3 separate regions of the Homo sapiens genome follow, and all the other regions are linked to region 2. Evidence: chromatin contacts called from ENCODE Hi-C or POLR2A ChIA-PET data. All regions are on one chromosome and are shown on one strand. Each heading gives the region's core, a stretch centred on a gene start or an enhancer-like site at or near the end of the contact. The rest is flanking DNA. Distances are from core to core; before and after follow the strand shown. Region 1 holds the start of RFC2 (replication factor C subunit 2). Region 2 holds the start of DNAJC30 (DnaJ heat shock protein family (Hsp40) member C30). Region 3 holds the start of LAT2 (linker for activation of T cells family member 2).

Region 1 (3,510 bases), core at 208-2,707, 570 kb after region 2:
AAATAATAAATAAATAAAATGTAATAAGATGCCCAAGTGCCATTTGAAAAGTTAAAGGCATGAGAATTGTACAGCATAGGCTTCAAACCTGCCACAGCAGAGAAACACCTGTTGCTGCTGGAGCACGGCCAGCACAGGTCATCTGGAGCAATGTGACACTGTGCTGCAACCCTGTCCGCCCGTCACAAGAGGCCCAGCACATACAGCACTGACATCATTTGGTGTGACAACATGGGTGCAACCAAGCTCCTTTCTCATCCCTTACCTGCCAGTTTCTTTTCTTTTTTTTTTTTTTGGAGACAGAGTTTTGCTCTTGTTGCCCAGGCTGGAGTGCAATGGTGCGATCTTGGGTCACTACCAACCTCAGGTGATCTGCCCACCTCAGCCTCCCAAAGTGCTGGGATTACTGGCGTGAGCCACCATGCCAGGCAAGGATTACCTGCCAGTTTCTGCAGACGTGTGCCAAATACACAGCATAGCTGGCTAGACACCGTAGGCCTAGGCTGGGTACAGTGGCTCATGCCTGTAATCCCAGCACTTTGGGAAGGCGAGGCGGACGGATCACTTGAGATCAGGACTTCGAGACCAGCCTGGCCAACATGGTGAAACCCAGCCTCTACTAAAAACACAAAATTAGCAGGGTGTGATGGTACATGCCTGTAATCCCAGCTACTAGGAAGGCTGAGGCAGAATTGATTGAACCAGGGAGATGCAGGTTGTAGTGAGCAGAAATCACACCACTGCACTCCAGCCTGTGTGACAAAGTGTGACTCCATCTAAAAAAAAAAAATTAACTGGGCATGGTGGTGCGTGCCTGTAGTCCCATCTACTTAGGAGGCTGAGGCAGGGGGATCACTTGAGCCAAGGAGCTGGACATCAGCCTGGGCAACACAGCAAAACCCCCGTCTTGATTTTTTTAAAAAAATTTCAAATGTAAATGTTATTGAACCTAACAGTCAAAATATTATTTTCAACATGTAATCGATATTTTTTTTAAAAGATTGAAGTTTTTGAAAACACTAGGTCATACACTACTATACACAAAAACTTTTGAAAAAACCAACTAGGTCAGAGTAGGTGGCCACCCGGGGTAGCCCTAATTGTCATAAGCATTGTAGTGAGCGAGACTCCGCTCGCAGAGTTTAGACCGGCCACTCTCGATCCATGTCCGTCGCCTTCTTGAAATCATCTCGATGCCACCCGGGGCCTCCTCCTCCCTCGGGATTCCCCAAAACGAGCCCCTGACCCCCGAGTTTCTCCGGAGCACGGCCCGCCACTCGCCCACCCTCACGTCCAAACGCGCCCATTCTTTACGGCCTGGGACCTCACCACGGCAGTTCGTAGTGGCCGGCGCTGCCGGGGGCCTTGCTGAAGGCAGGGGCAGGGTCAGAGTCCTGGGCCTCCACCTCGCCCGCGCCACCACAGACGGCCTCCACCTCCATTCTCGCGCCTCCTCTTCCCGCCACCCGAGGCACCGCCCCTTGACGCCGCCACGCAAGCCCCGCCCCCTGGCTTCCGCCGGGCGCGAGCGGAAGTTACGTACCCGCGCCTCTCTGTGCCTGCGAAGAGGGTTCCGGTGGTGCCCTGGCGGCCATCGCTGGAGGCCGCGGTTGCTATGGGAGACCTGGCGCCCGGCCTGGGAGCGACAGGAAGGCGAGCTGTGGCCGCGACGCCTTCCGAGAAAGCAGGTCGCTCTCGGAACGGACGTTTGTGTGTGGTTTCTGTGGAAGATCCGCTCCGCGGCGGCGTGGGAGGAGCAGGGCCTGGAGGGGTTGCGGCCAAACGCGGGCTTCGGTGTTGGGACACGGACAACGCTGGCGTCCGGGCGCTGCTGGGCAGCGGGGTCCGGGGATGACGTCTGGGGCTGCCCGTGCCCACTTTTCCAGATTGCTCTGAATGTCCTAGTGAGCTGCTCCCGTTGGGTAGGCTCCTGCGCCTCAACCGCGCTCGGTACTCGACGTTTATTATCAGGGAATTCTCGGCTGCAAGATGGGAATTCCACCCCCACCCCATTTTGCAGAGGAGGAAACTGAAACCGTCCTTTTGTCAGATGAAATGCAATGTTCATTCCAGGAAAATAGGGACTCAAGGCCGGTGCGGTGGCTCACCCCTCTAATCCCAGCACTTTGGGGGACAGAGACCGGAAGAGCGATTAAGCCCAGGAGTTCGAGACCAGCCTGGGCAACAAAGTGAGATCCCCGTCTCTACAAAAATAAAAATTAAAAAAGTAGCCGGGCGTGGTGGCGCGCACCTGCAGTTCCAGCTACTCAGGAAGCTGAGGCGGAGGAGTGCTTGAGCCCAGGAGGTGCAGGCTGCAGTGATCTCTGATCACACCACTGCACTCCAACCTGGTCTGCAGCAAGACCCTGTCTCAAAAAAGAAAAAGTAAATACTTCAACCTTGCAAGGGTTTTGAGCATTCTTATGGGCTGTTTTTCTACCCAATCTTTCCTCCCATAGCCCAAATTGTCATAATATTCAATAATGATGATCCCAGAACTTTGGGAGGCTAAGGTGGGAGGATCCCTCAAGCCGAGGAGTTTGAGACCAGCCTGGGCAACATGGTGAGACCCCATCTCTACAAAAAAAATTTTTTAAATTATCCAGTTGTGGTGGTACGCGACAGTAGTCCCAGTTACTCGGGAGGCTGAGGCAGGAGAATCGGTTGAGCCCATGAGGTTGAAGCCACAGTGAACCATGATCAAGTCAATGTACTCCAGCCCCGGGGGACAGAGTGAAATCCTGTTTCTAAAAAAATAAGAAGAAAAGAAAGTAGGTACTTCAGATTCACAAGTGCTTTGACCATTCTTTGTTTTGTTTCTTGTTTTTTGTTTTTGAGATGGAGTCTCACTCTGTCACCCAGACTGGAGTACAGTGGTGTGATCTCAGCTCACTGCAATGTCAGGCTCCCAGGTTCAAGTGATTCTCCTGCCTCAACCTCCCGAGTAGCTGGGACTACAAGCGTGTGCCACCACACCTGGCTAATACTTGTATTTTCAGTAGAGATGGGGTTTCGCCACGTTGACCAGGCTGGTCTCAAACTCCTGACTTCAAGTGATCCGCTTGCCTCAGCCTCCCAAAGTGCTGGGATTACAGGTGTGAGCCACCGCGTCTGGCCAAGCAGTTGGTTTTAACGATAGTATTAACGTATACAGATTCACAACTTAACACAGTGTTTTTCTTTCCATGTAATTTGGAAAAAATGTTTGAATTGGCCATCTCTCCCCTATTCCCCCTTTAAACTGATGGAGCGGTCTTGTCTGTTTTTTCAATCATTATTCACAGGTCTTTTATTTTTCCGGAGGAGAAAATACACACTCCTCTTGAAATATACACTTTTCTTGAAATGTCTCCGCGGTTTTTCCATAGGATTGTTCCTTTGTAATCTTCATGTTTTCCTTGTAATCACTATGACACACATCCCTCCCATCACATAACACAGTTTAGAAACTAATTTTTAATAAGTACAGAACACGGTTCCTTTCATAATTCTCCAAAAACCCCCACTCTA
Region 2 (3,425 bases), core at 742-3,241:
CTGTGATAAGCACTGCAAGTTAAACAGAAACAGGGGACTTAAGTGCAGAGTTTGTCACTCTATTTCTGGGAGGGGATGGGCTGCACAGTGTGCAATGGGGCTGGCTGGTAAAGGGAGGACCAGGTGACAGCCAGCCACACTGTCTCAAGGATGAACCTGGCCCTGCTAGCATTATGCTGTAATCCCTGTGGATTAGAACTATGGATAATAGGGCCGGGAGCAGTGGCTCATGCCTGCAATCCCAGCACTTTGGGAGGCTGGACGGGCAGACAGCCTGAGGTCGGCAGTTCGAGACCTCAGTCTGGCCAGCATGGTGAAACCCCGTATCTACTAAAAATACAAAACACTAGCCAGGTGTGGTGGGAGCCTGTAATCCCAGTTACACAGGAGGCTGAGGCAGGAGAATCGCTTGAACCCGGGAGGTGGAGGTTGCAGTGAGCTAAGATCGCACCACTGCACTCCAGCCTGGGCAACAGAGCGCAAGACTCCATCTCAAAAACAAAACAAAACAAAAAACCCCCCAAAAACTATGGATAATAAAGCATGACAGACCTCAAGATGCCAAATGATTTTCTCCTCTGCTGTCATGCCTACAGAGTAACTTCTCCAAGGTCACACATTAAATATGGGCACAGGAACACTCATTCCTTATGCTCAATGACTTTTTCTCACTCCTACATGCTATCAACATAAGGAGGAGTGCCCCAGGGGGCTGACCTTAGCGGGAGGAACGACAGGCTCTCCACCGATCCCATTCTTACCCTGGACCAGGTCTCACCTGCGGCTTGGGGAAGTCACAGAAAGACAAGTTTCGTACAACCCCAGACCTTTTCTTTTGGTAGTCAACAATTGGTCACATTGCACATTTCAAGGTTACAGAGGCCCACCATACACATGCGGGGCAGGAGGAGATAAATCTTGCTTGGGGCTAAACAATAAAGCTACAGCGAGTGTTCCAGAAGTTGACCACATCTGGAAGCAAGAAGACAGACTCTGGAAGAAGCACCCTAGAGACTCCAGGAACCCCCTTCACTCCTGGGCTTTCGGGACTCTACAGCGTGGGGCCTCTTTCTCAGACATCGAAAGGCCTCCTTTTCTGGACCACAGTGGAGCGATGTGCAGGTCATCGGCTAAGCTGGGCGGGTCGGGGAGGGCAGGGGGAGTACAGTTCCTTCGGATCCCAGCAAAGGTAGACTATCAATGGCCAAGGGTTCAGAGGCAGGAAAAAAGGCCGTTTCTGGGGGGTTGGCTGGGGACACTCCCCTTCCCTTCTCTCTCCGATTAAATATAAAAGCCGATGATGATGAAGATTGAAAAGATGAGGAAAATGGCAGCCGTGTCTCGGGTATCCTCCCAGCGGAGGCCTTTCATGGACCGATACTCCTGCCGTTTGCGAAGGGCCTCCCGCCGGGCCCTCAGGCGCCGTTCCCGCTCCAGTTGTTCCCCGTAGTGGGCCTGGTAGAAGGCGTCAAAGTTGAACATCGTGCGGTTGGCGCCGGGGGAGGCCCGAGAACCGTCGTGGGTCCGAGAGGTGGGCGGCGGGGTACGCGGCGAGCCGGGGTCGGGTGCGGGCGTCCTGGAGGGCCGGACGCCAGGTCCGCGCAGGTCCTCGTCGCTGAGTAGGCCGCGATCATACTTGCGACGGAGGGTGGCACTGCCCAGCACCACGTAGGCCTGGGAGATGCGCGTGAAGCGCTCGGCGGCCTCCGCGCTCCCGGAGTTGCGGTCCGGGTGGTAGAGAAAGCACTGACGGTAGTAAGCCGCCTTGATTTGGGCCTGCGTGGCTGTGGAGGGGACGCCGAGCAGATCATACAGCGCCGTGCGCGAATACGAGCAGTCGCCCTGGGAATAAGTCCTCGCTCCTAGGCCCAGGCTGGGTGCAGAATTTTGTGGAAAGCCACGGGCCTGCAGCAACCTCCAAGGTAACAGCCGCTGCCACCATCGCCAGCGCATGGCTGCCATGTTGAATTGATTCGGCAGGCGGTGCAAGAGAAACCGGCCAATGAGAGGAGTCGGTTGGTCGCCCTGTGGCCAGTCACGTAAAGGGGGGGGCGGGGCGGTCGTGGGGGTGGAACATGCGTATTACTAAGCGGTCGCCGGGCTGATGACATAAAAACCGGGTGCCGGCAGGCGCCAGTCGCAGGTGTGCTGCTGAGGCGTGAGAATGGCGTCCCGCGGCCGGCGTCCGGAGCATGGCGGACCCCCAGAGCTGGTAAGTCCCGGGGCCCGCGGACACCCCTCTCCCCACTTCTGCGGCCACCGCGTCTGAATTATTCCTCTACATGCCATTTTCTCTTTTTCGCAGTTTTATGACGAGACAGAAGCCCGGAAATACGTTCGCAAGTGAGGGGAGCCTGAATACTGCGGGGCGTCCGGGGGTCGGGAAGCGGCAAGTTGCCCCTGTTGCTGGCGTTGCCCGGAAAGGCCGTAGAATTTGGGGGTGCGGGAAGGGAAGGACCCGGGTGGGTGCCGATTTCTGTCTCTGGTAAATCAACTTTAAGTTGCCGACCTCTCTGGGCCTCGGTACCTCAGCGTTGAGGTAGGGGTGATCGCGCTTGCTTTCCGTGGGTGGTTTTCAAAGTCGAATGTGACAATTTGTCCTAAACATGTGGTAAAAGAGGCGCTGGGCGGTGGGTACGGGCGAGGGGTCAGTCCTGGTGGGGGGAAGGAAGTAATGGCCGTAGGATGCTTATCGTGGCGCCTTGTTGCCAATAAATCTCCAAGACAGCAGTTGGTGTATTATTGTCTGAATTTCATAGAGGGTAGTTTGTATAACTACTGAGTTGTAGCCAGGTGGGAGTGGCTCACGCGTGTAATCTCAGCAATCGCAGCACTTTGGGAGGCTGAGGCGGGAGGATCGCTTGAGCTCAGGGGTTCGAGACCAGCCTGGGCAACGTAGCGAGCCCCCGTCTCCGCAAGTAATAAAAAAATTAGCCGGGTGTGGTGGCTCCCCTCTGCCTCTCCAGTAGTTGGGACCACAGGCGCGCGCCACTACGCCTGGCTTTTTTTTGTAAATTTTTGTTGCGATGGGGTCTCGCTGTGTTGCCCAAGGTGGCCCAAGCCCAGGGCTCAAGCGATCCTCCCGCCTTCGTCTCCCGAACTGTTGGGATTGCAGGCGTGAGCCAGCGCACCTCGAGTCGTTAAAAAAAAAAAAAAGGGGGGGGGATGGGGGCGGGGGGAAGCTGGCGCGGTGTCTCACGCCTGTAATCGCAACACTTTGGGAGGCTGAGGCAGACGGATCACCTGAGGTCAGGAGTTCGAGACCAGCCTGGCCAACATGGCGAAACTCCAGCTCTACTAAAAATGGAAAAAATTAGCCGGGCGCGATGGCGGGTTTCTGTAACCCCAGCTACTCGGGAGGCTGAGGCAGGAGAATAGCTTGAACCCGGGAGGGGGAGGTTGCAGTGAGCCGACATCACGGCACT
Region 3 (3,263 bases), core at 362-2,861, 530 kb after region 2:
CTGGGATTACAGATGTGAGCCACCACGCCCGGCCTATTTATTGTTTTTACAGACAGACAGGGTCTTGCTGTCCCCCAGGCTGGAGTGCAGTGGCAGAGTCACGGCTCACTGCAGCCTCCAACTCTTGGGCTCAAGAAATCCTCCCGTTTTGGCCTCCCAAAACACTGGGACTACAGGTGTGTGCCACCACACCCAGCTAATTAAAAAAATTTTTTTAGAGATGGGGTCTCGTTCTGTTGTCCAGGCTGGTCTCAAATTCCTGTTCTCAAGCGATCCTCCTGCCTCAGCCTCCAAAAATGTTAGGATTGCAGGTGCAAGCCACTGCACCTGGCCTCTATCTCCCTGTTTCTTGCTCTCTCCCCATCTGTGTGTGTCTCTGACAGTCTGTGGCTCTCTGTATCTTTCTGTGTGTCTCTCTGTGTGTGTCTTGGTCCATCTCATGCCCAGCTAATTTTTAAATTTTTTGTAGAGATGGGGTTTCACCATGTTGGCCAGGCTGGTCTTGAACTCCAGACCTCAGGTGATTCTCCTGCTTCAGCCTCCCAAAGTGTTGGGATTACAGGCATGAGCCACCGTGCCTGGCCCATGGGTATGAATTTCTGCCTGTGTGTGTCTTCTTCTTTTTTTTTTTTTTTTTGAGATGAAGTCTTGCTCTGTCACCCAGGCTGGAGTGCAGTGGCGCTATCTTGGCTCACTGCAACCTCCACCTCCTGGGTTCAAGCAATTCTCCTGCCTCAGCCTCCCGAGTAGCTGGGATTACAGGCACCCGCCACCACACCCAGATAATTTTTGTATTTTTGGTAGATATGGGGTTTCACCATGTTGGTCAGGCTGGTTTTGAACCCCTGACTTCATGACCTGCCTGCCTTGGCCTCCCAAAGTGCTGGGATTACAGGCATGAGCCACCGCGCCCGGCCCATGGGTGTGAATTTCTGCCTGTGTGTGTCTTTTTAGCGTATGTGTGTCTCCATATCTGCCATCTGCAGGAGCACCTCAGTTTCATTATCTTGCTCCCTGTCTATTGGAGTGTATCTCTCTTCCTCTCTGTGTGACTTTTTGTGTTTATGTGTGTGTTTAGTGTGTGTCCATATTTTCCTGTTCTCTTGTGTCTCTCTGCTGTGTCTCTCTCTTTTTCTTTCTGTTTTTTGAGACGGAGTCTCCCTCTGTCACCCAGGCTGGAGTGCAGTGGTGCGATCTCGGCTCACTGCAACCTCTGCTTCTGAGGTTCAAACGATTCTCCTGCCTCAGCCTCCCGAGTAGCTGGAATTACAGACACATGCCACCATGCCCAGCTAATTTTGTATTTTTAATAGAGACGGGGTTTCACCATGTTGGCCAGGCTGGTCTTAAACTCTTGACCTTACGTGATCCACCCGCCTCGGCCTCCCAAAGTTTTTGGATTACAGGTGTGAGCCACCTCGCCCGGTCCTATCTCTCTTTCTTCTCTTTCTCCCTCTCACTTTGTTTCTCTTCTCTCTCTCTCTCCCGCCTCCTTCCCCCGTCTCCCCTCCCTTCCCCCCACCGCCCTCTTCATAGCTGAGCCTGTCCGGCAGTGCGGCGGATGTACGGATGATTCAGTGGCTGGCAGGAAGCCCGCCCTGCCCGCCCGCCAGTGTCAGTGGTGTTGGCATCAGCTTGGGCAGGTGTGCGGGCTCAGGATGGGGCGGCCGTGGTGAGGAACCCTGGACTCTCAGGTAAGCCTTTCCCAGGGGTGCCTCAGTCCTCAGGCTGTCCCCCATCCCCCAGGAGCTCCTGGCCCCACTGGGTGGGGTGGGAAGAGGCCTGGATGCCTGGCGCCCCCTCCCGCAGCCCCACTCTCACCCTGGCACCAGGCTCTGTGGCACTTCAGGGGTCAGTTTGTTTCTGGGCTTCTGGCCACTCTCTTGCCCTCGCCTTCCCCTGTCCAGCCTGTGTAGCCTTGGGACATCCCAGGGTGGTCCCATCATTGCCAGAGACTGGTGAAGTAAGTGGCCGAGAGCCAAAACAGTGGCTGCCCTGGCCTGGGAGCCTCGGTTTCCTCATCCGTGAAATGGGACTGTAACCCCCTACACAGGTCAGGGGAAAACGGTGGGATTACAGGCCAGGGCCCAGGTCTTGCCCCAGGTCAGGTGAAGAACCCCCACTGCCTCCCTGCCCAGCCCCCTACCTGGCCCTCAACTCTGTCCCTGGGACCAGGGCTGCTCAGGCCCCTCCTGCACCCGCCCGCCTCCCTCTCTCCCTCCCAGCTAGGCTCATTTGAAGCCCAGAGTTATTTGGAAAAAGCAACAGGACCAGCCGGGCACGGTGGCTCAACCTGTAATCCCAGCATTTGGGGAGGCCAAGGCGGGAGGATCATTTGAAGTCAGGAGCTGGAGACCAGCCTGAGCAACATAGTGAGACTCCCATCTCTTTAAAAAATAAAAATAAAAAAATATAATTAAAAACTAAATGAAAAAACCAACAGACCCCAGAGCAGAGTCCAGTGGATAAAGCCATCCAGGGCTTCAAGCCAGGCTGCCCCCTCCCCAACCCCAGTGTCCCCAACCACAGCTCAGCTCGGAGAAGGCTGGGAGAACCGGCAGGGTGGTCTCGAGCGTCCTTCCAGGCGGGATTCAGACACTGTAGCTCCTCCAGCCCAGCCCCGAGAACTTCCCCGAAGCCAGCTCTTGGCAATCGTTGTTCATATGAAAACTGCCCACTTCCCTTTAGTGCTATTTTGGCCTCTGCAGAACCGTGGTCTGTGGCAGCCCCCACTCCCCACCCCGCCCAGCCCTGCCGGCCCCTGGGGGCCTCAGAGGGTCCACCCTCCGCTCCCTCCACCTCAGCCCACCTGCTTTCAGAACCTGGATGGGAGAGTGAAAGTGAGAGCGAGACAGAGACACAAAGGGAGACAGAGACAGAGAGAGAGCACAGAATTTTTTTAAACGGAGTCTCACTCTGTTGTCCAGGCTGGAGTGCAGTGGCGTGATCTCGGCTCACTGCAACCTCCACCTCCCAGGTTCAAGCAGTTCTCCTGCCTTACCCTTCCAAGTAGCTGGGGACTACAGGCACGTGCTACCACACCTGGCTAATTTTTTATTTTTTATTTATTTTTTATTTTTTGGAGACAGTCTTGCTCTGTCTCCCAGGCTGGGAGTGCAGTGGTGCAATCTTGGCTCACTGCAAGCTCCACCTCCCGGGTACATGCCATTCTCCTGCCTCAGCCTCCCGAGTAGCTGAGACTAGAGGCGCCTGCCACCACGACCGGCTAATTTTTTGTATTTTTAGTAGAGACGGGGTTTCGC

What was found. A loop is a pair of places that touch in the nucleus more often than their neighbours do. ChIA-PET counts read pairs that join two places held with the same protein, here RNA polymerase II (POLR2A). Pooled maps may share reads with other maps.
Region 1: a loop to region 2 is called in a map of B cell, with 7 times the contacts of the local background. The contact joins the promoter of RFC2 here to the promoter of DNAJC30 in region 2. A Hi-C loop is called at or near these places in 2 of 168 maps with a recorded cell type or tissue (B cell and ovary) and 6 of 50 pooled maps. POLR2A ChIA-PET finds 5 or more read pairs at or near these places in 1 of 52 experiments (B cell).
Region 3: a loop to region 2 is called in a pooled map, with 4 times the contacts of the local background. The contact joins the promoter of LAT2 here to the promoter of DNAJC30 in region 2. A Hi-C loop is called at or near these places in 1 of 50 pooled maps. POLR2A ChIA-PET finds 5 or more read pairs at or near these places in 3 of 52 experiments (HCT116, Panc1 and WTC11).

What each region holds. Positions count from the first base shown.
Region 1 is chr7:74,252,942-74,256,451 of GRCh38, forward strand. It overlaps RFC2 (replication factor C subunit 2), which reads right to left and starts at 1,458. Exons shown (of 11, transcript NM_181471.3): 1 at 1,330-1,458. The coding sequence starts at 1,442. RefSeq lists enhancers at 490-1,092, 1,093-1,695, 1,132-1,361, 1,696-2,298, 1,772-1,851 and 2 more and a silencer at 1,412-1,531.
Region 2 is chr7:73,681,462-73,684,886 of GRCh38, forward strand. DNAJC30 (DnaJ heat shock protein family (Hsp40) member C30) reads right to left here and starts at 1,992. Exons shown (of 1, transcript NM_032317.3): 1 at 1-1,992. The coding sequence starts at 1,962. The coding sequence ends at 1,282. BUD23 (BUD23 rRNA methyltransferase and ribosome maturation factor) reads left to right here and starts at 2,136. Exons shown (of 12, transcript NM_017528.5): 1 at 2,136-2,212; 2 at 2,306-2,343. The coding sequence starts at 2,165. RefSeq lists enhancers at 1,414-1,503, 1,744-1,913, 2,844-3,425.
Region 3 is chr7:74,208,395-74,211,657 of GRCh38, forward strand. LAT2 (linker for activation of T cells family member 2) reads left to right here and starts at 1,612. Exons shown (of 14, transcript NM_032464.3): 1 at 1,612-1,694. RefSeq lists enhancers at 1,096-1,205, 2,426-2,545 and silencers at 1,486-1,535, 2,646-2,735.